Linked DNA regions of Homo sapiens: regions 2 and 3 are each linked to region 1. A link is a loop called in an ENCODE intact Hi-C map of the cell type or tissue named here. Cell type or tissue: B cell. All regions are shown on one strand.

Region 1 (8,000 bases):
GTCGCATGCCACCGGTGGGCTGCGGGTTGGACAAGCTTGATTTACTCTATGGTTTTCACCCTCAGCTTTAGATTCTCCTTGGGGCTGCACTGCACGGACGGTCCCTGTCCACGTTTTTGCCTCTTTCCCAGTGGTAGAATGTACTCCAACAGTTTTCAACGTTTTTGTATTTTAAGTAGTAAAGTCCTTTCTTTGAAGGATATCTCACACGAAAACCCCAAAGATAAAAGCAGTGCAGATCTGGTTGAAGGTAGGAGAGTGGCCTAGAACTTTATTGGTGAAACCTTATCCAAACCCCCCAGCACACTCACCCTGACGCACTGCAGCCGGGACTCTTCAGCACCTCCCTGTAAGCTGGTGCTCTGCAGACCTTAGCTTGGAGCTCCGATCTAATCTCCAGTCTCTTTTTACTCAGTTCTCAGAGGCAATGACTTGGTGGATCAGTCAATCCTTGGGTTCTAGGTTACCACTTTCACCTGGTTCTCCTACCTTTCTAGTCTCTCCTTCTGTCTCCCTTGCTGTGTCTTTTTTTGTCTTTCTGACTCTTAAAAATCAGAATATTCTGGAGCTTAGTTCTTGGACCTCTTCTCCAGCTATACTCACTCCCCAGCTGATCACATCTAGCCCCATGGTTTGAAGATTATGTGTAGATAACTTCCAAATTAGTATCTCCAGTCTCAATCTCTCCCAAAACTCCAAACATCTCCACTGGGGTGTCCCAAAGACACTTCAAATGAGGAAATGCAAAACTGAACTCACAGTTCCGTGCATCCTCCCGAACCTTCTTCTTCCTACATTAGTACATGGACACTTTTTAAGCCAGGTACTGACTCTTCTTTCTCAGCTCTGGACATTATCAAGTTCTATAGGCTCTCCTTTGTACCCCAGGTCTGTCCCCTTTGAGCAGTGCTCCCCCTCTGGGTCAAGTCACCATCATCTCTTCCTGGGTCCCCCTGCTCCACCTTGCTTCTGTAGTCTCCTATCACAGGGACTAGAACGATCCTTTTAAATTGGAATCAGGGGCTGGGTGTGATGGCTCATGCCTGTAATCCCAGCACTTTGGGATGCATAGGTGGGCTGATCACCTGAGGTCAGGAGTTGGAGACCAGCCTGGCCAACATGGCAAAACCCGTCTCTACTAAAAATGCAAAAATTAGCTGGGCATGGTTGTTCCACCTGTAATTCCAGCTACTCAGGAGGCTGAGGCAGGAGAATTACTTGAACCCAGGAGGCAGAGGTTGCAGTGAGCTGAGATCACACCACTGCACTTCAGCCTGGGCAACACAGTGAAATTCTGTCTCAAAAAAAAAAAAATTGCAATCAGGTCATATTACAGCTCTGAAATGGCTTTTCCTTTCTCTCAGAATAGGATCCAGTGTCATTTCTATGGCTGACAAGGTTCCATATGACCAGGCTCCTCCATCTTTCTGGTCCCTCCTCCTATGGCTCTCTTCCTACATCACCTCTCCTGGCCACACTGGCCTCCTGGCTTTTCCCAAACAAGCTGAGCACAGTCCTGAATCACTGCCTTTCTATGTGCTTGCTCCTCTGCCTGGAATGCTTTCCCCTAGATATTTGCGTCGGATGTGCCCACATTTCATCTGAGGTTTTGCTCAACTAATACTTAATTGGAGGGGCCTTCCCTGATCCCCTTCATCCTGTCCCCTGGACTTGCCCATTTTCCATCCTGGAGAGGTCTTAGTGACAACTTACGCTGTAAAGCCACCACCATCAATCACTTCATCCCCTAACGCTACACATTGCTTCTTCTTTCCCCAGAGATGAGGGTTAGACTTATGTTTGGTAGGAGCTGCAGCAGCTGCAACACTGAGGTCTGACTCAACTGAATCCAGGGAAGCTCTGGCTTCCCCAGCAGCTGCCCTGGGGGCCAGTGACACAACCCAGAAATACATACAGTTAATGTCCTGCACAGTAGACAAATCAATGGAAAGCAGGAGATAGGAAGAGACCGAGGGTTAATTGCTTACCCTTCCTCCCTCCAGTGGATTGTTTTGACATGCAGTGATTTTATTTGACCTCTCTGGAAGAGATGGAGATGGAGAAACAAGCTGTATTTGTGGCAAAGCTGGCCATCTTGGTAACACATCCCTTGTATTTGCCATTCTTCCTTTCCTGTCTCACTTCCTACTTTCCTTCACTTTTACTCCCCCTAAATTGCACCTTCTCTCATAAAGTCTAAGCCATGAGCTTTTGTTTCAGGCTCTGATTTCTAGGGGACTGTTATCTGTTTATTTGTGTGTTATCTCTCTCTCCTCTCTAGAATGTGAGCCCAGAAGAAGAGTAGGGAGTTTGTTTCGTTTACTGCTGTATCCTCAATGACCGGCCTAGTACTTGGAACATGGTAGATGCATGTTAAATACTTGTTGAATGAACTTCATGATGAGGAAACTTGTCTTTCCTAATCCTGGACCTTAAGCCAGGATGATTCACTGAAGCCAGGATGGTTCACTTGTAAGTCACCTGGTAAGTCCCACTCATCTGTGGCAATCCTTTGGTACCTCTTGCTTTGAATCTGCTCTTGATCTTGCTTCTGCTTCCTCCTCTCTCACCTGTGATATGCAACAGCCTCCCAATTGGACTCCCTGCAGCATTCCACCCTGCTTCATTCTAGACTTCATGCAACAGTCAGAGAAATGTTTTAAACACATTAATCAGGTCTCATTGCTATGCTGCATAAAACCCTGTGATGGTTTTTCACTGCACTGAGAATTAATATGAACTCCTTAACTATGGCTTACTATGGCCTACAAGGCCCTCCCCACTCAGAAACTCAACAATCTTTTTTTTTTTTTTTTTTTTTGAGACAGAGTCTCACTCTGTTGCCCAGGCTGGAGTGCAGTGGTGCAATCTCGGCTCACTTCAACCTCCACCACCTGGGTTCAAGCAATTCTCCTGTCTCAGCCTCCTGAATAGCTGGGATTACAGGCGCCCAACATCATGCCGGGCTAATTTTTTTTTTTGTATTTTTTGTAGAGACAGGGTTTCACCATGTTGGGCAGGCTGGTCTCAAACTCCTGACCTCAGGTGATCCACCTGCTTCAGCCTCCCAGAGTGCTGGGATTCTAGGCGTGAGCCACCGTGCCTGGCCCAGAAACTCAACATTCTACCACTCTTTCCCTCCCTCTCTGGCCTAAAATGCCATTGCCCTCTTTTGTTCCTTGAACTTACTAAGCAGTCCCCTGCCATAGGGAGGCTTCTGGACATCCTTATCCTCCACATGGGATTCTCCTTTAGTCCCGATTTACATTGCTGTCTCTTTCTTGGCCTTCTCACAGAGGCTGTTCCTCACATCCTCTTATCCAGAATAGGTCCTTCCCTGTATATTTCTATCTCAGCACTCTACTCATTTCTTTCTTTTTTCTTATCACAACTTGTCATTACAATATTGTTTTACTATGGGTGGGGGGCAGCCTGTTTTCATGATCAAATTGTAGGTTTCATGAGGGCAAGGACTATGTCTATGTTTTTCATCATTGTATTCCCAGCAACTTGGAGATATTTGTGTGTGTCAGAGGTTTAATACATACTTGGTGATTAAACAAATATTCAAGAACTGATCCAGCTTCTATTTCTCTGGCTTCAGGACTTGCCTCAAATGTCCCTTTATCACAGGCCTTCTCCAACTACCCTATATAAAATGTAACAGTGTATCTCCTGGCTTTTACTCTTGATTGTGGTGAGAGATTTGGTATCCTTGGTCTGGGCCTTTTGTGTTCTCTAAGAACCTGGTTTGCCCTCTGCCTCTTGGCTCTACTGGCTGCCATGAGCATCTACACCTCCCAGCTCCAGCTCTCAGGGCCCCTGTCCTCATTCAAGGCCTGCCCTGCTTCATCCTGGAGGAGATGGGGCAAACTCAGATACAGAGAGCTTTAGCAACTTGTTCAAGTTTATACAATAATGAAGATTGGGCCAGAAGTCAGGTTTTGGGATTTGCACCCAGTCTCATGCCTTTTCACTCTATTATGCTAATCCTGTATCTCTGTTTCAAATCGAAGTGACTCATTTTGAGTTTTCAGATGAACACTCCAAGTATTATGGAGTACCTGGTTATTTGAAGTAAAAAAAAAAAACAAAAAACCAAGAATTGAAGCTTCTAGCTAGACAAACAAAGCTTGAAGCACCAGACAGCTATTGAAGACCAAATCTACCCACAGGGCTGGAATTAGGCACCGAGGGAACAGATGCAGGGAGAGATCCAAGCTCACAGCCAGGAGCCAGATGCTGGGTGTAAGCTGTCTGTGCCTGTCCTCCTTTCCCAAGGCCCGCCAAAGGGAGGCTCTGAGCTTCAGAGTGGGGATCTAGACTTCAGTTGCCAGTAGGTTCTGAAAGTGCTGCCCTCAGGGAAATGGTGACTTAGAAACAGAACTGCAACAAGTTTCAGTTGAACTCCAGGGAATTCCCTAGGTATGCCTCTTGCCTCCTCCTCATCTCTCTCCTTCAAAAGAAGGACATTTGAGGAAGTCCCAGGGAAGAGAGATGAGAAATATGGTTATGAAATAAAGAGAAATGAAGAACCACAGTATGGAGTACTTTTCTGCATTGGGTAGGATTTGTGGGTGAGACAGAGAATTGGGTGGAGGGCAGAAGGCCAGAAGGAGTAGGCAGAGGAAGGAGGGGGTGTTGAACCTCCTTCAGGCATCGAGCGAGAAACCTGACCTCGGAATAGTCACACTTGATCTCCTTTTGGCTTCTGTGTACCAGCAAAGCCTTTAGGTTTAGTCTGTTTCCTCTGTGGCAGAAAAGGAAGCCCAAGACAATTTGCATAGGCAGCTCTCAAGCAAAGCCTCCCTCAAAGAGTTTCTGACTCATCCCCATGACTTCCTCCCCCATCTGTCAACAGGGGAAACTCCAGGTGGGAGGTTACATTTCCTGCCTCCCTGTTATGGACTAGTTTCCTTCCTGGGAGGTGAGGCAGAAGTGGAGGGGACTTTCTCCCTCCTCATCATCCCATGCCTTCTCTCTTCTCCCGGTTCCTCTCTATCAAACTCTATGTTCCCATTTTGAGCTGAGAATAAGGAACAGCAGAGTTGATTAGAAACATTTTAAAATCAAGTGATTAAACTCTGATAATGGCAGAATTTCAAACATGAGTCAGTATGTAAATCCAATTGTAAAGATGAAGCTTTGAAGATATTTCTGTGTTCTCAGAACCTCAGAAGTTAATTCCTAGACATTGCTTCCTCCTAAGGGCAACTTCAGCACATGGTCCACAAGGATATAGGGCAGGATCCTCATAGAGGTAGTGGGCTACATGTCTCAAGTTGTAGGATGCTCTGGGTCCTCAAGTCTATCTATCCTCTTCCTCGAGTTCTGCACATCATCTTCTACATGCTGCTGGGCTCCTGAAAGCAGCACAACACCCTGACGGGGAGCTTGTTTGAGCATTCATTCTTTCTGTGTTTTGATAGTGTTAGGTAGGCCACCATCTGTGGGTTCTGTTTAGATCCACAGTTCTTCCTCTGGACATGGGATGTATCAAAGCAGGAAAGAGGCTGCCCATCTGAGCTTTTCATGATGTCGCGGCTGTGGCTCTGGCTGTTACCAGAGCTATACAGGAAACCCAGGGAGAGGGCTTGAAATGGTTGGGCATCAGGTATAAAGAAAAAAGCACTCAGAAGTATGGAATTTGTTTACATTGGTTCAGGGAACCAAAGAAGATTCGAGAATAGAATGTTCTGTCCTGTGTGCCCACTGAAATTAGAATTGTATGGGATTTTCCTCCAACACCCTGGTGGCTATTTTCCAGTGTCTTTTGCTGATTCCTCTTCATCTTCAGACTTGTCAAGTTTGAAAGGCTCTAAGACTCAGTTCTTGTTCCTCTTCATTTCTCCATCTCAGTCCATTGTTGACCTCATCCAGCTTCAAGTCTTTAAATACCATGTATATGTTGGCAACTCCTGGAGCTCTCAAATGTTTTCTAGACTTGTATGTACAACGGCCTACTGAACAGTTCTACTTGAAGGTCAGATTCAGCAAGTTCCCACTGAACTCCTGGTCTCCTCCCCACAAATCTGCTTCAGACATTGTTGGATGGCAGTAGCTCCAACCTTCCTGTAGCCCAAAACATAGGAGTCATTCTTTTTATTGAGACATAATCTCGCTCTGTTGCTCAGGCTGGAGTGCAGTGGTGCAATCACGGCTCACTGCAACCTCCGCTCCCTGGATTCAAGCAATTCTCCTGTCTCAGCCTCCCTAGTAGTTGGGATTACAGGGGTGTGCCACCAAGCCCGGCTAATTTTTGTATGCTTCGTAGAGACAGGGTTTTGCCATGTTGGCGAGGCTGGTATCGAACTTCTGACCTCAAGTGATCCACCCACCTCGGCCTCCCAAAGTCCTGGGATTATAGGTGTGAGCCACCATGCCTGGCCTTGGAGTCATTCTTGATTCTTCTATTTCACATCCCACACCCAGTCAGAAGGTAGCCTGGCCAGGTCTATCTTCCAAATACATCCAGAATCCAATCACCTTCTACCACCCCCATTGCTGCTGCACTGGGTCCAAGCCACCATTATCTCTTACCTTGATAACTTTAACAGCCTCTTATCAAGGCTTCCTGGTTCTACCCTTGCCCCCTTCAGTCTATTCTTCATGCAGCAGGAAGAGCGGTTCTTTAAGGAATTAGGTCCCGTCATGTCACTCCTCTACTCAAAGCCCTGCAATAATTCCTTATCTCATTCAGAATAAATGCCCTTACAGTGGTCTGATTGGTCCTCTGTGATCTGTCCTTGAGCACCATTCTGACTTCATCTTTGACTAGTCTCCTCCATTGCTCACTCTTCCTTAGCCACAGTGGCCTACTTGCTGTTTCTTGAACATGTTAGTCTTAATCCTACCTCAGGACCTTTGCACAGGCTGTTCTCTCTGCCTGGAATATTTTCTCCCCACATACCTGCATGGCTATTTTTTAAAAAAATATTATTCCATTCCTTGCTGAACTGTAATTTTTCAACGATGTCTTGCTTGATCCCTCCCCTCAGTTTAAAGTTTTAATCTTGAGATTTTTTACTCTGTTCTACTTATTTCTGTATCACCCTCTAACATATGGTAAAATTTACCTATTTAATATGTTTGCTTTTTGTCTGGGCTTGTTGGCTTATACCTGTCATCTCAGCACTTTGGGAGGCTGAGGTAGGAGGATCACTTGAGCCCAGGAGTTCAAGATCGGCCTGGGCGACATAGTGAGATCTCGTCTCTACTAAAAAAAATAAATAAATAAAATAAAATAAAATAAAATAAAGCCAGGTGTGGTGGTGTGTACCTGTAGTCCCAGCTACTCAGGAGGCTGAGCTGAGAGGATTGCTTGAGCCCAGGAGTTCGAGGCTACAGCAAGCTATGATCACGCCACTGCACTCCAGCCTGGGCGTCAGAGTGAGACCCTGTTTCCCCAAAAATGTTTGTTTTATATTATTTGACTTTCCCATTGAAATATAAGTGCCACAAAGGCAGGGATTTTTGTTTTGCTTATTTGAACAGAGGCTGGCAATGGTGAGTTTGTTAAATGAGTGGATAAATAGCAATGGAATCAGGGATAGTCTCAAAAGAGAGGGCAAATGAAAGGTGGGCAAGTGTCCACAGAGCACCAGAGTTTAAGTTGTAGCTTGTTATGGTTGAGGACCAGAGAGATTTTAGGTTGTAACTGGAGATAACACTGTAGGCCAGAAAATTGTCAATCCACATGTCCTCTGGGGTCTGTTTCATGGTCATTGAGAATAAGCCAATCTGATTAAAAGAAAAATCAGGCATCCTATTAGTTAGACCCAGTGAACAGGCATGACCTCTAGATTATTCTCTTTTACCTTGCCTTGGTTATTGGGAGGCTACATCATATTTCATGATGCAAAGGGGAATGGATACTTGATTCTGTTTTTCTTCTTTTATGTGGACATAAAAAATGATAGGAAAAGTGAAAGGTTTTAGGGGGAAATGCTTTGTTCATAGAATTGCAGCTGGAGTGAGAAGAGAGCTGGAGTGAGCTAAAC
Region 2 (8,000 bases), 500 kb after region 1:
GAAGGGGTTTTTGTTTGTTTGTTTGTGTTGTTGTTTTGGTTTTGCGTTGTTTTTTTTTTTTAGACAGGATCTTGCTCTGTCACCCACGCTGGAGTGAAGTGGCATGATATTGGTTCATTGCAGCCTCGACCTCCCAGGCTTAAGCAATCCTCCTACCTCAGCCTCCCGAGTAGCTGGGACTACAGATGTGTGCCACCATGCTCAGCTAATTTTTGTATTTTTTAAAGAGATGGGGTTTTGCCATGTTGCCAGGCTCATCTTGAACTCCTGGACTCAAGCGAACCACCCACCTCAACCTCCCAAAATGCTGAGATTGCAGGTATGAGCCACTGTGCCCAGCCAGAAATGGTCTTTTGAAAACCTTCATTAATCTTTACTGTAGCACCTATTTTCCAATTTTAATATAAACAATGCTGCTCCATCCATTGGTTCAAAACTATGGCAAGAATAGAGATCATTCAGATGTCAATAATTTGGAAGTGGTATAATTGCATGTAATCCCCCCAAATCATAATCAAACAGACATAGAAACTAGAATGATGAAAGAACATTGAGGTCACTTTCAACAAAACTGGGTGAAAAGGAATTCTCACAACTCCAGAATATGGGTGGGTGAACCAAAACATGAGACAGCAGCAGGAGCTGAGAGAGCAAAGAAAGTCCAGAAATATTGTATGAACCACAGCATCTCTAAATTGCCAACGAAACCTGCCCTTCAAAAGAGGAGACTATACATTGTGTGAGAATCTATGTGAGCAAACTGAAAAACATTCCGGGAGAAAAGCTCCCATGTGATGGGGGAAGATGGCGGGACTGTGCTGTTGTCAACTTGGTCTGACAATGTGCTAGGCTGGAGAACAGCCCCAAACACACCCACATTCAAATCCCTGGAACCTGGAACTATGTTACCTTCCACGGCAACAGGGATTTAGCAGATGTGATTAAGTTAAGGATTTTGAGATGATGAGATATCCTGGATTATCCAGATGGGCTTGATATCATCACAAGGGTCCTTATGGTAGAGAACCAGGAGGATCAGAATCAGAAAGTGGATGTGACCACAGAAACAGAAGCCAATGCACTTTGCAGGTGGAGGAAGGGGGCTTGAACCAAGAATGTAGTCAGTCTCTACAAGATGGAAAAAGCAAGGAAATAGATTCTCCCCTAGAGTCTCCAGATGGAGGCCAACCCTGCCAATACCTTGATTTTGGCCCAATGAAGCTCATTTTGGACTTCTGATTTCCAGAACTGTAAAAGCTAATACATTTGCTTTTTTTTTTTTTTTTTTTTTTGAAACAGAGTCTCACACTGCCTCTCCTGGGCTGGAGTGCCATGGTGTGTTCTTGGCTCCCTGCAACCTCCGCCTCCCGGGTTCACACGATTCTCCTGCCTCAGCCTCCGAAGTAGCTGGGATTATAGGCGCACACCACCACACCTGGCTAATTTTTTTTTTTTTGTATTTTTGTATTTTTAGAAGAGACAGGGTTTCACTATGTTGGCCAGACTGGTCTCGAACTTCTGACCTCGTGATCCGCCCGCCTCAGCCTCCCAAAGTGATACATTTGCATTTTTAAGCCACTAAGTCTGTGTTTTGTTACAGCAATAATAGAAAACTTATACAGATGGAAACTATATCGCCCAGAACCCTCTTTCCTGTATGTTCTGTTAGAGTTGGCCAGAAGAATTTAGATGAGATTGGGGAAGTGAGAGTGAAGCAGGAGCCATTCCTCTCTGGAGCGCTTTGTGATGAGATAAGATGCCCCACAGGGTCCAGGCCGACTTCACTGTCCGCCTCTGTGCCTCGCTCTGCTTCCAGACTGCTGGTCCTGCTGACCCACAGCACCCCAGGCCTCCCTGCAGGTGCTTGGCTGTGAACCCACAGAGACCATGGCCACACCAAGGCAACAGCTTTCCTTAGACCTCTGGGCAAACTCCCTTCACAGAGCCACATCAGCACTTAACATTTGGCTTCCCAGATTCAATTGCATTCTCCAACCTGTGCTCCCACAGAGGATTAGCTAGATGATATCAGTGTTTCTCAAAGTGATTATATCAATTTATTTTGCAATGACTGAGAGTTTTCTATTATTCCATAGCCTCAACAATACTTGATATTGACTAATTCTTAATTTTGACCAATCTGTAAGTTATGTGTTGATATCTCCTTGTGGCTTTAATTTGCATTTCCCTGATAACCAGTGAAGTTGGGCATCTTTTAATACTTTTAGTGACCTTCTGGATTTTCTTGTTTGTGAAGTGCTTGCAACTTTGGCCCATTTTCCTTCTGGGCTATCTGTCTTTTAAAAAATTGGTTTATAGTTCTTTATATACTCTGGATATTAGTCCTTTATCAATTATACATATTACAAAGATCTTATCCCAGTGTGTGGCTTGCCTTTTCACTCTCTTTAAAAAGTCCCAGCCAGGTGCAGTGGCTCATGCCTATAATTCCAGCATTTTGGGAGGCTCAGACTGGAGGATCACTTGAGTCCAGGAGTTCAAGACCAGCCTAGGCAACATAGGGAAACCCCATCTCTACAAAAAAAAAAAAAAAAAAAGCAAAAATTAGCCGGGTGTGGTGGCACATGTCTGTAGTCCCAGCTATGCGGGAAGCTGAGGTGACAGGATTGATTGAGCCTGGGAGGTGGAGGCTGCAGTGAGCTATGATCATGCCACTGCACTCCAGCCTGGGCAACAAAGTGAGACCTTGTCTCAAAAACAAACAAATAAACAAACAAAATCTCCCTAATATTGATGTGATCAAATGCTTACCATGCATACACAAAACCCCAGCAATTCTACTCCTACGTATATACCCTAGAAAATCTCTTGAAAAATTCTCCAGGTGCAAGACTGTCCATAGCAACATTGTCCCTAACAGGAAAAAAGAAACAAACAAAAAACCGAAAAACCTAAATGTCCATCAATATAAGAGATAAGAGTACGTAAGTTGTTCATACAAGGCACTTATCTTCACACACGTGAATCCACATGGGAGAGTCTCAAGGTTACCTATGGGGAGAGGAAGGGATATGAGATGGGAGGGGTGCACAGGGATGCTGGTGACATTCTGTTTTTTAACCTAAGAGGTGTTTGCACAGCTATTCACAGTGTTTATTCTTCTTTGAAATGTGCATATATTTTATATATGCACTGTCATATTATCTATGTTCCCAATAAAACATTTTAACAGATATTATTCTCCTAATAATCCTATTTGTCATCTTGGTTTAAGGAAGTGCAATGGAAGATTCTGCATACTTGGGGGGAGCAGTTCCCATATCACATGGGCTGTGTGTTAAAAATTCAGACTGCCAGCCCCTACCCAGGCTACAGAATCAGAATGTCCAGGGTGGGGCTGAGGCAGCAGTGTCCAGGGGCACTCAGGGGTGCTGTGGTCATTTTTTCCCAGGTCATTTTCTATCTGAACCTATTGGTCCATCCCAGAGCACCCAGCCCTCTGCAGATCCGCCAGCGTCGGTGGCTTCCTACTGCCCTCTTGTGGCCGGTTTTTCTACCCAAACTGGGCAGAGTCTGACAGCCAAGCGCCAGGGAGTAGACAGAATGTGTTCTGGGATCAGGGGTCTGTCTGGATTTTGTGGTGGCTCCGAGGACCTGCATAGTTGAGCTAGATGCCAAAACATGACACCTAGAACCCACTAGCTTGTCTGTTATTTTTGTTGAAGTCCTATGGATCCATAGACCCCTCCTGGCTGCTCCAAACCCTCGTGTGCTTGGTCCCCACCACCCACAGGGATCCCCTTTCTCTGGGTTCGCCTTCCCACCCACACCTGTCATGCACACACACCTTCCCTACATTATCTGGTCTTCATTTCTGCCTAAACAAATATGTATGGTCTAACCAGATCTCTGGTCCTGGTCTCTGCTGGACGATCTTATTCTGTCCTTCGATTCCACAACACCAGGGCTGTTGTGAGACAGATGAACGCTTAAGACCAGGACCCAGTTGGACACACTCAGTACCTACTGCTTTCTCACCCCCATTCTCCTTTCTATTCCATTTCGCTTTCTCTTCCTCGATCTGTCAGGGTTTCTAATCCTGACAATGAGCTTGAAATGGTCAGGTTTACTCAGAGAAAAAAAAACAAAACAGGCAATTGGTATCACTCAAAGAAGAGCCTAGACCAGGTCTCAGGGGCAGATTCCAAGTATGTAGAGTCCCCACTCACTCGCCTTACCTCTGTCCGCAGCTCAGACGCCGTGTGAATCCTAAATTTAGACCCTGCTATAACATGTGGCTACTGACCTCCAGAAAGGCTCCTCCCCAGAAAGTCATAACCCACCCAAGGGAAGGCAGTGCAGTATAATGATTAAAAATATGAATTTGGAATGATAATTTCATTGGAATCTCTGTTTGCTTATATGTTGGGTGGGCTTGGGCCACTTATTTTTACATCTCTAAACCTCAACTCCCTCATCTGTAAAATGGGCTAATGATATTTAACTCACAGATTGTTGTGATTATCAAATGAGACACTGCATTTTTAAAATGCTTATCACATTTCATAACTAGGAAGCACTTAACAGACACCGTCATTATTCGTTATGAAGTCCAGACTTTGTAGGACTCAAAGGACTCTATCTCAGGGGTGGAATCATCTGGAGCCCTGGCACCATCGGTTGCCCAAGGCTCCTTTCTGAACAGCCAGGTCCCTGGGAATTCTCTAGGGAATGAAGTTGGACTTCATTCAAACTTCATTCTTCTTCTTCGAACTCCACCATGATTCTGGCCTAGAGGCTCTGACCTCCCGCCCAGAGATCACACTGCCTCTCCTCAGTCTCATCCTGTCAATCAAGTCGACTACGGGACCTGCTCAGTCAGGAGCGTGCACTCCACTTTCTCTTCTATTCTCCTGCTGGCTTCCTCTCCTCCACCACCCCTTTCCTCTCACTTACTTTCAGCTGCCAAGAATAAGATACTGTTTTACCCACATCTATCTACTGTCACTCAGTCGGGGACTGGGGCTTCCTGAATCAGCACAACTTTTTCTAATTAGGTTTGCCATAGTTGCATGCTTCAAATGTAGTGGTTGAATTCCTCAAAGAAACTCTTCAGGAGGAAGGAAGGGTGTGGCAGATTATGCCACCCCAAAATATGCCACTTTGGCGTGTTAAAAAAAAAAAAAAAACCACTTCAGCAGAATTAAATTTAAGGGAGTTTAATTGAGCAATGAACAATTCACAAATTGGGCAGCCAACTCAGAGAGACTCCAGGAGTGCCTTGTGGTCAGAACAAATTTATAGACAAAAAAAAAGTAAAGTGACATATAGAAATAGGAAGTGAGAAACAGCCTGACTAGCTACAGCTTGGCGTTTGCCTTATTTGAACACAAGTTGAACACTCAGCAGTGTATGAGTGGTTGAAGTATGGCTGCTGGGATTGGCCAAGACTCAGTGACTGTTACAGGTGCATACTCCTAGTTAGGTTTTCAGTCTCGTCTACCAGTTAAGCTAGGTTGCAGTTCATCCACAAGGACTCAAATATAGAAGTACAGAGTCCTTCTCAGGCCATATTTAGTTTGCTTTAACAGACGTAAGGATTATTCTGAGCTGATGATAATTAAGAAGTGGACAGAAGAAAAACTCTGCTCTCCTTTTTTCTTCCAGGAAGGGCAGGACAGTTCTTGGTCCCCTGAGACAACCGTAGATCCTATATCCCACACACTAGACCAGAGGAACAAACTTGACCAACCAGCCCTTACCGTCCATGAGTTTCCCATTTATCTTCCCACAACTTGCTACCCCATGAAGTCCAGAGTGCTTTTCCTTTCTCTTGTTAATTCTCTACAAAAGTATTGGGTTTTTTTGTTAAGATGTTATATAAGCCCAAGTTCTAACAATCCCTTTGAGTTACTCATCTCTAGGTACCTCCATGTGTATGTGTGACACATGCTAATAAACTTCTGTTTGTGTTTCTCTGGTGAAGGTGCTTTTTTGTTAGTCTAATATACAGGGCCTCAGTGGGAGAACCTAAGATGGCTAGAGGGACAAGATTTGCTTTCCTCCCCTATAAAAGCAACCCAGGGGTGGGTAGGAGGAAGAGGCAGGTAGTGCTCTGTTAGGAAGTTCTCTGTGCACAAGTTCAGCATCCCTAGAAGGCCTCTACTCCTACCCTCAGTCCTGCTTTGTTTATTCAATGCTTTCTTCCTCCTGTCCTCCCAAGTCAAGTATCTGCGTAAGGCTACCTCCTACTTGAAGTTAGCAACCCCTGGGCTGCTGACATGGCCCATTCCTACAAATGATGGCATTGATTAGAATTCACACTCAAAGCAAATTTTGCCTGATTTATTGGAGAAGTTTCCTTAAATCCTCCTTCTGTTCTATGTCCTCTAGGCCATTGAGCCTGGAGTGTCATTGAGAGTACTGTGAGCAATCTTGCCTTGCAGTTAACCACTTAATAAACTCTTTATTCATAAGTAGATGTTGGGGGAAAAGGATAACTTCACAGTAATCACATAAGGACTGGATTATGGCCCCAGCTCCACACTCATTGGCTACGTGATCTTTGTAAGTCATTTTCCCCTCCCTGGGTTCCTCATCTGCCAAATGCGAAAGCTGGGCTGGATGGGTAAGAGCCCTCTTCCAGCTCCGATGTTTCAACATCAGGTTCGCCCGCACACTAGAAACTCAGATTTGCACTGCGCTTCTGAGAAGCTCCAGTCCAGTCATTCAGACAGTCTGATTTATCCCTCGATACCACTTCAAGGGTAGGTTCTTGACTTATCTAAAACTCAGATACCAGAGGATGACTTACTTGAGGTTACAAAGTAAATCACTGTCAGAGGCCAAAACAGCAACTCAGCCTTTCCAACCAGCTTTCCTCCATCAAGACAGCCCAAGGAGAAAACAACCCTCAATGCCACCCCCATACTGGATAACTTTGTATCCATGCAAAACTCCTTTTAACTGACATTTTAACTTTCAAAATTGTGTGTATGTAAACATGTAGCCCATCACCATTCAAAACTCTCCTTTAACTGGTACGAAAGAGCATTTGAAAATTGTAATGAAACTGTATCTGTCAGCTTTTTATTTCCATTTAAAAAATGAAAAACAAGACAAAAAAAAAACAACTAGAAACTGCAGTTTAGATACACAGCCCACACACCGAGCAGGCCCCGATGGCACTGATTCAGTGTGGGGTGGTTAGTAATTGGCAGCTCTTCATTTTAGAAGCTGCATGTGTTATACACAAAGCTCGCTGGTACAGGAATCAACACTGGCTCAGCCCCTAGTATCAAATCCTCAAAGGCCACTCAGACTCCCAGAAGGGAAAAACCCTGAAAGCCAACATTTTTTCCCAAGGCAACACTATATTATCTTTGACATTCTGTTCCCTTGTCTAAGAAAAGAGAATCCAATTCTTCCTGCTTTCCCAGAGCAGTATTTGAACTGTTAGAAGCAATACTTGTTTCTTATTTTCTTCTATCAAGATCACAACTTTCACGCAACTTTGTCAAAGTAAATTAGGGATTTTGCAAGAGCCAGTGGGCAGGTAGTTTCTTGTTAGATATTTATGCCTAACTGTGTCACCATTATTTTTACAAATAGGCTTGTCCATCTCAGATGGTTCTCAGTAGTCGCCTAGGTAGAAAAGCAAGCAAGAGCTCCTGAAACCCTCCAGGATGGAGTTGGGAGCTAGGGAAGCAGAAGTGCTAAGAGGGCCAGAGACCAGAGAAAGCTTGTGGTTGGGCCAAAAAAGGAACAAAATGCTAGACCTTGAAACTAAAGGCCGTGGAAATGACCACAGACATCTGTAGCAAAAGCCAGAGCATGAACCCAAAGACAGAGGCGAAGGTGAGGGCTGGAAGCCAGAAACAAACTCCTATCATGGGAAGTAAATGGGAACAGAGCATGGCCACATGGTGGATGAGCCTCCCCAAGAGCTTAAGAGCTTAGCACACCCCCAGGAACAGCAGAGAAAGTGAGCAGGCAGGGGAAGAGTCCCAGATTTGACTGAGCCCTTACCCAACAGAGAT
Region 3 (8,000 bases), 220 kb before region 1:
TTGGGGCTTTATTTTTTTAAATTCATTTTTTAAATGTTGGACATTTTATCTAGCATTTTTTTTTTTCAAACTGGTAAGCAATTAAGTTACTTGAGTTCATTTCAATGCATTCTAGGCTTGCTTTTGTTACAGCAGGGCTAGGGCTAATTTAGCCCTACTTCTAAGGTCTGAACATTCTGGGAAATCTACCCAATGCCCTGGGTATTAGTCTCTCCACTTTGACTGATGGGAACACAAACTATTTCCACCTCTGAATGAGGTCCAGGAAAATTCTTTGGCTCACTGCTTTCCAGTAATCCTTTCCTTGTCTTGATGGGACTTTACACTGTCTTTGTAAAGTTTTATTCCATGCATACACATATCTGCACTCAGTTAAAGATTAGAAAGATTCCCTCTGCAGATCTCTGAGGTTCTTGCTATGTTAAATTTTTAACATACAGTGCTCTTTTCCCCAGCAATGTGCTCTGAAAATCTAGCCTCCTCAGCCTGCCTGACTCCCAATATCCAACTCCAATTTTATGAGACTTTTGTATGATGTTCCTTTTCCCTGTACTGCAGCTTGGAAACTGCCTATAGATAGCACGTTCAGGAAGGTGTAGGGATCAACTCACTTGTTTACTCCTTCTCAGAGATCCCAGTATTCCTCTGACTGTTGTTCAATTTTCCTAATTAGTACATTTTTCTCATTATCTATTTATTTACCATTTGGATGTCCTCTTCTATAAATTACCTGTCTATATCCTTTACACTTTTTTTTAAGAGACAAGGTCTTTGTTGCCCAGGCTAGAGTGCAGTGATACAATCATGGCTCACTGCAGCCTCAACCTCCTGGGCACATGCAATCCTCCTGCCTCAGTCTCCTGAGTAGCTGGTACTATGGGCACACACCGCCATGCCTGGTTAATTTTTTTTTTTTTTTTTTTTGGTAGAGATGAGGTCTTCCTATGTTGCTCCAGCTGGTCTTGAACTCCTGGCCTTAAGTGATTCTCCCTCCTCAGCCTCCCAAAGCACTGAGATTACAGGCATGAGCCACAGCACCTGTCTACATTTTTTTTTTCCTATTAGGCTATATTTTATTTCATCTATTGATATTAGTTGTTCTTTATATACTCTAGATATTAACCTTTTATTTAGCATTTTCTCTCCTTCCTTCCTTCCTTCCTCTCTCTCTTTCCCTCTTTCTCTCTCTTTCTCCCTTCCTCCCTCCCTTCCTTCCTCCCTCCCTCCCTCCCTTCCTTCCTCCCTCCCTCCCTCCCTTCCTTCCTTCCTCTCTCTCTCTCTTTCTTTCTTTCTTTTTTCTCCCCTCCTTCCTTCCTCCCTTTTTTTTTTTGACAAAGTCTTGCTCTGTTGCCCAGGCTGGAGTGCAGTGGCATGATCTCAGCTCACTGCAACCTCTGCCTCCTGAGTTTAAACGATTCTCCTGTCTCAGTCTCCCCAGTAGCTGGGATTACAGGTGCACACCACCACATCCAGCTAGTTTTTGTATTTTTAGTAGAGATGGGATTTCCCCATATTTGCCAGGCTGGTCTTGAACTCCTGATGTCAAGTGATCTGCCCGCCTCAGCCTCCCAAAGTGCTGGGATACAGGCATGAGCCACCTCGCCCAGCCAGGATTCTTTCTTTTTAGAACATTTTCTGTCTTGTTAGTTCCACATGCCTACTTGAGGCTCTGTGGTAGAAAAAGTCTTGATGGGCCGGGCGTCGTGGCTCATGCCTATAATCCCAACACTTTGGGAGGCCAAGGCAAGTGGATCACCTGAGGTCAGGAGGTCAAGACCATCCTGGCCAACATGGGAGAAACCCTGCCTCTACTAAAAATACAAAAATTAGCCAGGCGTGGTGGTGCGTGCCTGTAAACCCAGCTACTCAGGAGGCCGAGGCAGGATAATCACTTGAACCTGGGAGGTGGAGGTTGCAGTGAGCCGAGATTGCGCCACTGCACCCCAGCCTGGGTGACAGAGTGAGACTTTGTCTCAAAAAAAAAGAAAAAGAAAAAGAAAAAGTCTTTACGGTAAAATAACACAATCTCTTACCTTTAGCTTTGAATTAAAGGTCATATTAAGTAGAAATATAAGGTCCCTTGAGAAGGGGCCTTCCTAAGGCCTACTGCAATGGCATACATGGAGCAGATTAGCAATGCATTTTTCTTGAACCAAATTAGAATGGAATTTATTGCAGAGTTGGAATTAACTCTCCCCCAACATTGTCTGAGATAGCCACCCCAAGTGCTTTTATCCATAGTAAGAAAGGAGTTATATTACGAGCAAAGTACAGAAAATTGTGCACCATTTGGAGGCCTGTGTCATCTATGGCCAAACACAGCTTTAGGTATGTCTCTGATAGTATCTCCTTACCCTCTTACGTGAACCTAGAGCACAAAATAAGTTAAAACTCCAGTGTGATGTATTAATAATAGTGTCCCTTTGGGACTGCTGAAATATCCTTTCTTGAAAAAGTGAACAAACTTATATTTGTGCTCAAAAATGTCCGATGTTATCATTATTATTAAATTGTATTATTATTTTGTATTGTATTATTTAGATTTCAATATTGTTTAATTATTATTTGATTATTTGATTGAATTATCATTTAATTATTTACACTTAATTATTATTAAGGAAAATAAATCTAGGCCTGCTGAATTGACTGGAATCAACCCTGGCAATATGATTCATACTTCAACTTTGCTCCGAGGGAGGTGCCTGCTAAGCACTCTTTGAATTTTTCATCCATTTCCTGGTTCTGAATTTCACTGAACAAATTTTTCCAATCACCAACTTCACCTACAACACACAAAAAACAGTAGACCCAGATATCTGTTAGAATATTTCTTCATGATTTTACCATTTTCAGTGCAATATTTCACTCTGATATGTTAAAATGGACACATGGAAAAAAGCTTTACACTCTTTATTTAGTTTTTTTCAGACGGTGTCTCGCTCTGTTGCCCAGGCTGGAGTGCCGTGGTGCGATCTTCAAGCAATTCTCCCTGCCTTAGCCTACCGAGTAGCTGGGATTACCGGCGCCCGCCACCACACCCGGCTAATGTATTTTTAGTAGAGATGGGGTTTCGCAATGCTGGCCAGGCTTGTCTCGAACTCCTGACCTCAGGTGATCCGCCAGCCTCGGCCTCCCAAAGTGCTAGGTACAGGCGTGAGCTACTGCGCCCAGCCAAAAGTTTTACACTCTTAAAACCTAATGTGATTTCTGTTGTAAAATTAACAATATCCATTGGGACTCCACCATCTGTGGTGTGGGAGGTGACATGTTTTCTTTACATCACTAGGGGGAGCCATCAGCCTCAGTGATACCCTAACCCTATTCCTCTCCAAACACCTAGAACTTAAAATTCCACTTTTTGAGAATGATATTTTTCTCTGTAAAGTCTCTTAAAGACTTTAAATACCCTTTGAAAGTTAACATTTTATAGCAAGTTTTCGTTAAGACCTCAGATACTGATAATTTTGCAAAAATGTATTATTTTGCCTGAGTTTGGGATGTTTTTTCTTACTGGCTGTTACCAGTAAAGAAAGTTACTTTTTTCTTAAAGATCTTTTGATCATTTAGGTTGAAGTTGTAAGTTCCATATTGCATAGCTGTTGAAATGTACGTTAATAAAGAGTTTAATGACATGAAGAAACGCTTACAATATATTAAGGGAATAAAAGAAAACACAAAACTGTTTACAAATGTCATCAGCTATATAAAACGTCACAGAATAAGGGTGGAAGAAAATATGCCAGAAAGTTAAACCTACCTCTGGTGGAAGAAATTTGGATAATTTTAATACTTTTTCACATTTTTCTATGCTTTATGAATTTTCTACAGGGAATATCATACGTTTTTAAAACTATTACTTTATTTACCTTAGAATTGTCCTATTCTAAATAACACTTAATTAACAATAGATAGAAAGGTTCTATTTCCTACCTCCTGAAAGCTGATTAAACAAGCCATAAAAATGGGGGTTAGTCAAGAATCTAACCAAAGTTAGGTTTACATTCAATGTTCCGCTTACAGTAGATTTTAAAAATGGATTTTCATTTGAAAAAGTACAGTAGAGTCATGTCTAGGCTCACATCCTGACTCCACTGTTTATTAGCTATGTGACAATGGAAAATTAATATTCCTGAGCTTTGATTCCTACATTTAGAAAATTAAGAACTTCAGTGGGTTTTTTGGTTTGTTTGTTTTTGTTTTCTTGTTTTTGTTTTTGTTTTTGTTTGAGACAGAGTCTGGCTCTGTCACCCAGGCTGGAGTGCAGTGGTGCAATCTTGGCTCACTGCAACCTCCACCTCCCAGGTTCAAGCAGTTCTCTGACTCAGCCTCCCAAGTAGCTGGAATTACAGGCGCCCGCCACCACGTCCAGCCCGAGCTAATTTTTATATTTTTGGTAGAGACAGGGTTTCACCATCTTCGCCAGGCTGGTCTTGAACTCCTGATCTCATGATCCACCTGCCTCGGCCTCCCAAAGTGCTGGGATTACAGGCATGAGCCACCATGTCCGGCCTTAGAACTTCAGTGTTTTTTACAATAAAATTTAATCCCAACAAAATGTTTAATACATGATAGATGCCTGCTGTTAGCTGTTGTTGTCCTTGCTGGTATATGTGCTACCTCTACATCTCATTATTTCATTATATACTCAATGAAAAATAACACTGGCAATCCTTAAGCTATATTATCACACATTTCCACAAGAACTTAGAATACTTTAATGAAATATAGTAACTATCATCCATGTCAGAGAGAGCTAGTTGCCTTTCCCATAGTCATTTTCTTCCTCTTCCTTATGGACAAAACCCTGATTTTAATTGTGTAGTAATATGCCTGGCTTAAAAAAGTCACATTTCCCAGCCACCACTGCAAGGAAAGTGGCCAATGAAATGTAAGAAGTCATTGGCCAGGTGTGGTGGCTCACGCCTGTAATCCCAGCACATTGGGAGGCCGAGAATGGGTGGATCACCTGAGGTCAGGAGTTCAAGACCAGTCTGGCCAACATGGTGAAACCCCATCTCTACTAAAAATACAATAATTATCTGGGTGTGGTAATGGGTACCTGTAATCCCAGCTACTCAGGAGGCTGAGGCAGGAGAATCACTTGAACCTGTGAGGCGGAGGTTGCCGTGAGCCGAGATCGCACTACCACACTCCAGCCTGGGCGACAGAGCAAGACTCTGTCTCAAAAAAAATATATAAAATAAATAAGAGAGAGGAAAAAAAGGAGTCATTGGCCAGGTGCAGTGGCTCACGCCTGTAATCCAGCACTTTGGGAGAGGAGTTTGAGACCAGCCTGGCCAATATGGCAAAACCCTGTCTCTATTAAAAATACAAAAAAATTAGCCAGGCGTGGTGGCGCACACAAGAATCTCTTGAACCCAGGAAGCAGAGGTTGCAGTGAGCCAAGATTGTGCCACTGCATTCCAGCCTGGGCAACACAGCAAGATTCTGTCTCAAAAAAAAAAAAAAAAAAAAAAACTCACTGATGGGGCTTCCAGGAAAGTTATTTAAAGGGGGCTCACTCAGCTAATACGATTCTGCCCCTTGCCCACTCACTATCTCCTATCTGAATTTGAACATAATAGTTGAGCTTCAGCTGCTATCTTGTTTTCAGAAGGTGATCATCAGAAAGGACTCTCAACCGCAGAAAGGACCCTAAAAGATGGTATGGGGCGGCCGGGCGCGGTGGCTCACGCCTGTAATCCCAGCACTTCGGGAGGCCAAGGCGGGCGGATCACAAGTTCAGGAGATCAAGACCATCCTGGCCAACATGGTAAAACCCTGCCTTTACTAAAAATACAAAAAAATTAACTGGGTGTGGTGGCACGCGCCTGTTAGTCCCAGCTACTCGGGAGGCTGAGGCAGGAGAATCGCTTGAACCCAGGAGGCGGAGGTTGCAGTGAGCTGAGATTGAGCCACTGCACTCCAGCCTGGGCAACAGAGCGAGACTCCGTCTCAAAACAAACAAATAAACCAAAAAAGATGGTATGGGGCTGCCAGTTACAGCTCTGGAGAGCCTGTGTCCAGACCTCTTACTGAGGCGGAGAAAAATAAAACCCTATCTGACTTAAGATGAAGTTATTTGGATTACCTGTTGTGTGCAAAGTCAGTCCCTAACTGATAACAATCCCAGAAACCAATGCGACTTTACCTTTGCGGAAAAGGAATGGGCCGACAGCACCGTGTGTGTCCTGAGACTTCGCACGCATGGCTTGGAAGGTGCTCTGGACTGAGATAGTTTGAATTTGCTCCCCAGTTAGAAAGAATCCCAAGAACTCAGCAATCTGTTTTATTCCAGCAGCCAGATTCTGTAAAAAAATTTTCTTAAAGATAAATTTCTTCCTATGGAAATTGTTCTCTGAGCTGAGACAGACTTTTTAGTCATCAGAGTTATTCAGCCTAACTCCCTAGTTCATCTCATCCCCCACTTTAAACTTAGAGTACTTTCATCTTCTTATGTAAATATTGAGATATCTCTGTAAGATATTCTGTATTGATTATACTTTGTAGTTTCAATTTATGACTCTTGTTGAACTTACCAGATAATAGTTTTTAGCATGTAAATAATGACAGTAACATTAATTCACAGGTTATAATTTTATCTAGGATGATATCATTGCATTAAAAAGTACCAACTTAGACCAGCTGAAGAAATTAATGTATTCCTATGTGCTCATTTGAATTCTCTTTTTTTCTGAATTCTATTTATAGCTAATGTTTAATTCCATTAAGAAAGTCTAATTTTTAGAATCATAAAAACTTGAAGAATTTTTTTTTTTTTTTTAGACAGGGTCTTTCTCTGCTGCCCAGACTAGAGTGGTGCAAGGGCACAATCACGGCTCACTGCAGCCTGGACTTCCTGGGCTCCAGCAATCCTCACACCTCAGCCTTCTGAATAGCTGGGACAACAGGTGTGTGCCACCACATCTGGCTAATTCTTGTATTTTTGTAGAGACAGGGTTTCGCCATGTTGCCCAGGCTGCTCTCAGAGTCTTTAATAGACCAGTGCATAATGTGAATCTCCAAGAGAGCAGGCTATAGAATACAGCAGTTCCTAAATCTATTTGAATAACCTCCTCCCAAACCTCAAGAAATATTTATTAACAGCTGGGGCAACACTTGTATTCTATGGTGCACAAGTTTCAGAAACATTATTCTAAACTAGAATTAATATGTTCTTTCATATTATATACATGCATCCTATAAACAGAAAGGGTCGATTAAATCTCACTTTTTTTTTTTGAGACGGAGTTTCTCTCTTGTTGTCCAGGGTGGAGCACAGTGGCATGATCTCGGCTCACTGCAACCTCCACCTCCAGGGTTCCAGCAATTCTCCTGCCTCAGCCTCCTGAGTAGCTGGGATTAGAGGTGTGTGCCACCACGCCTGGCTAATTTTTGTATTTTTAGTAGAAACAGGGTTTCACCATGTTGGCCAGGCTGGTCTCGAACTCCTGACCTCAAGTGATCCACCCGCCTTGGCCTCCCAAAGTGCTAGGATTACAGGCGTGAGCCGCCGTGCCTGGCCTAAACCATACATTTGCTTGTTTGTTTGTTTGTTTGTTTTTGGTTTTTCGTTTGTTTGTTTTTTGAGATGGAGTCTTGCTCTGTGGCCCACGCTGGAGTGCAATGGCACAATATCAGCTCACTGCAACCTCCACCTCCTGGGTTCAAGTGAGTCTCCTGCCTCAGCCTCCTGAGTAGTTGGGATTACAGGCACGCACCACCACACCCAGCTAATTTTTGTATTTTTAGTAGAGACGGGGTTTCACTGTGTTGGTCAGGCTTGTCTCGAACTCCCGACCTCAGGTGATCCACCTGCCTCGGCCTCTCAAAGTGCTGGGATTACAGGCGTGAGCCACCATGCCTGGCCTAAACCACACTTTCTTTTTATAAGAATGTAATGTAAGACTGGTGTTAGAAACCCAATTAAGTTAAGGAGCACTTGATACTCCCTTCTCTTTAACATGCTTTCTCCACAGGATTCTGCTTTCCTTCCTACC

What was found. Peaks named below come from ENCODE experiments on the same cell type or tissue, not always from the same donor. Only the 100,000 strongest peaks of a DNase experiment are listed, where the experiment ranks them.
Region 2: a loop joins it to region 1, with 4 times the contacts of the local background. A loop is called at or near these places in 41 of 110 quality-filtered maps.
Region 3: it touches region 1 in a loop (5-fold over the local background); 12 of 110 quality-filtered maps call a loop at or near these places.

What each region holds. Positions count from the first base shown.
Region 1 is chr2:37,385,798-37,393,797 of GRCh38, forward strand. No RefSeq gene overlaps it. Among named protein-coding and RNA genes, the nearest start is that of QPCT, 45 kb to the left of the region's middle. RefSeq lists an enhancer at 4,307-4,496. In B cell, no CTCF peak of the experiment used is centred here; a DNase peak (open chromatin) is centred at 4,804; H3K4me3 peaks cover 488 bases; H3K27ac peaks cover 2,490 bases.
Region 2 is chr2:37,887,622-37,895,621 of GRCh38, forward strand. No RefSeq gene overlaps it. Among named protein-coding and RNA genes, the nearest start is that of PIRAT1, 16 kb to the left of the region's middle. In B cell, CTCF peaks have their summits at 3,498 (motif pointing left) and 3,699; DNase peaks (open chromatin) are centred at 3,500 and 5,330; H3K4me3 peaks cover 614 bases; H3K27ac peaks cover 1,937 bases.
Region 3 is chr2:37,165,283-37,173,282 of GRCh38, forward strand. SULT6B1 (sulfotransferase family 6B member 1) reads right to left here. Exons shown (of 7, transcript NM_001367551.1): 6 at 6,152-6,308; 7 at 2,538-2,783. The coding sequence ends at 2,653. Among named protein-coding and RNA genes, the nearest start is that of EIF2AK2, 12 kb to the left of the region's middle. In B cell, CTCF peaks have their summits at 3,336 (motif pointing right) and 3,542; a DNase peak (open chromatin) is centred at 3,289.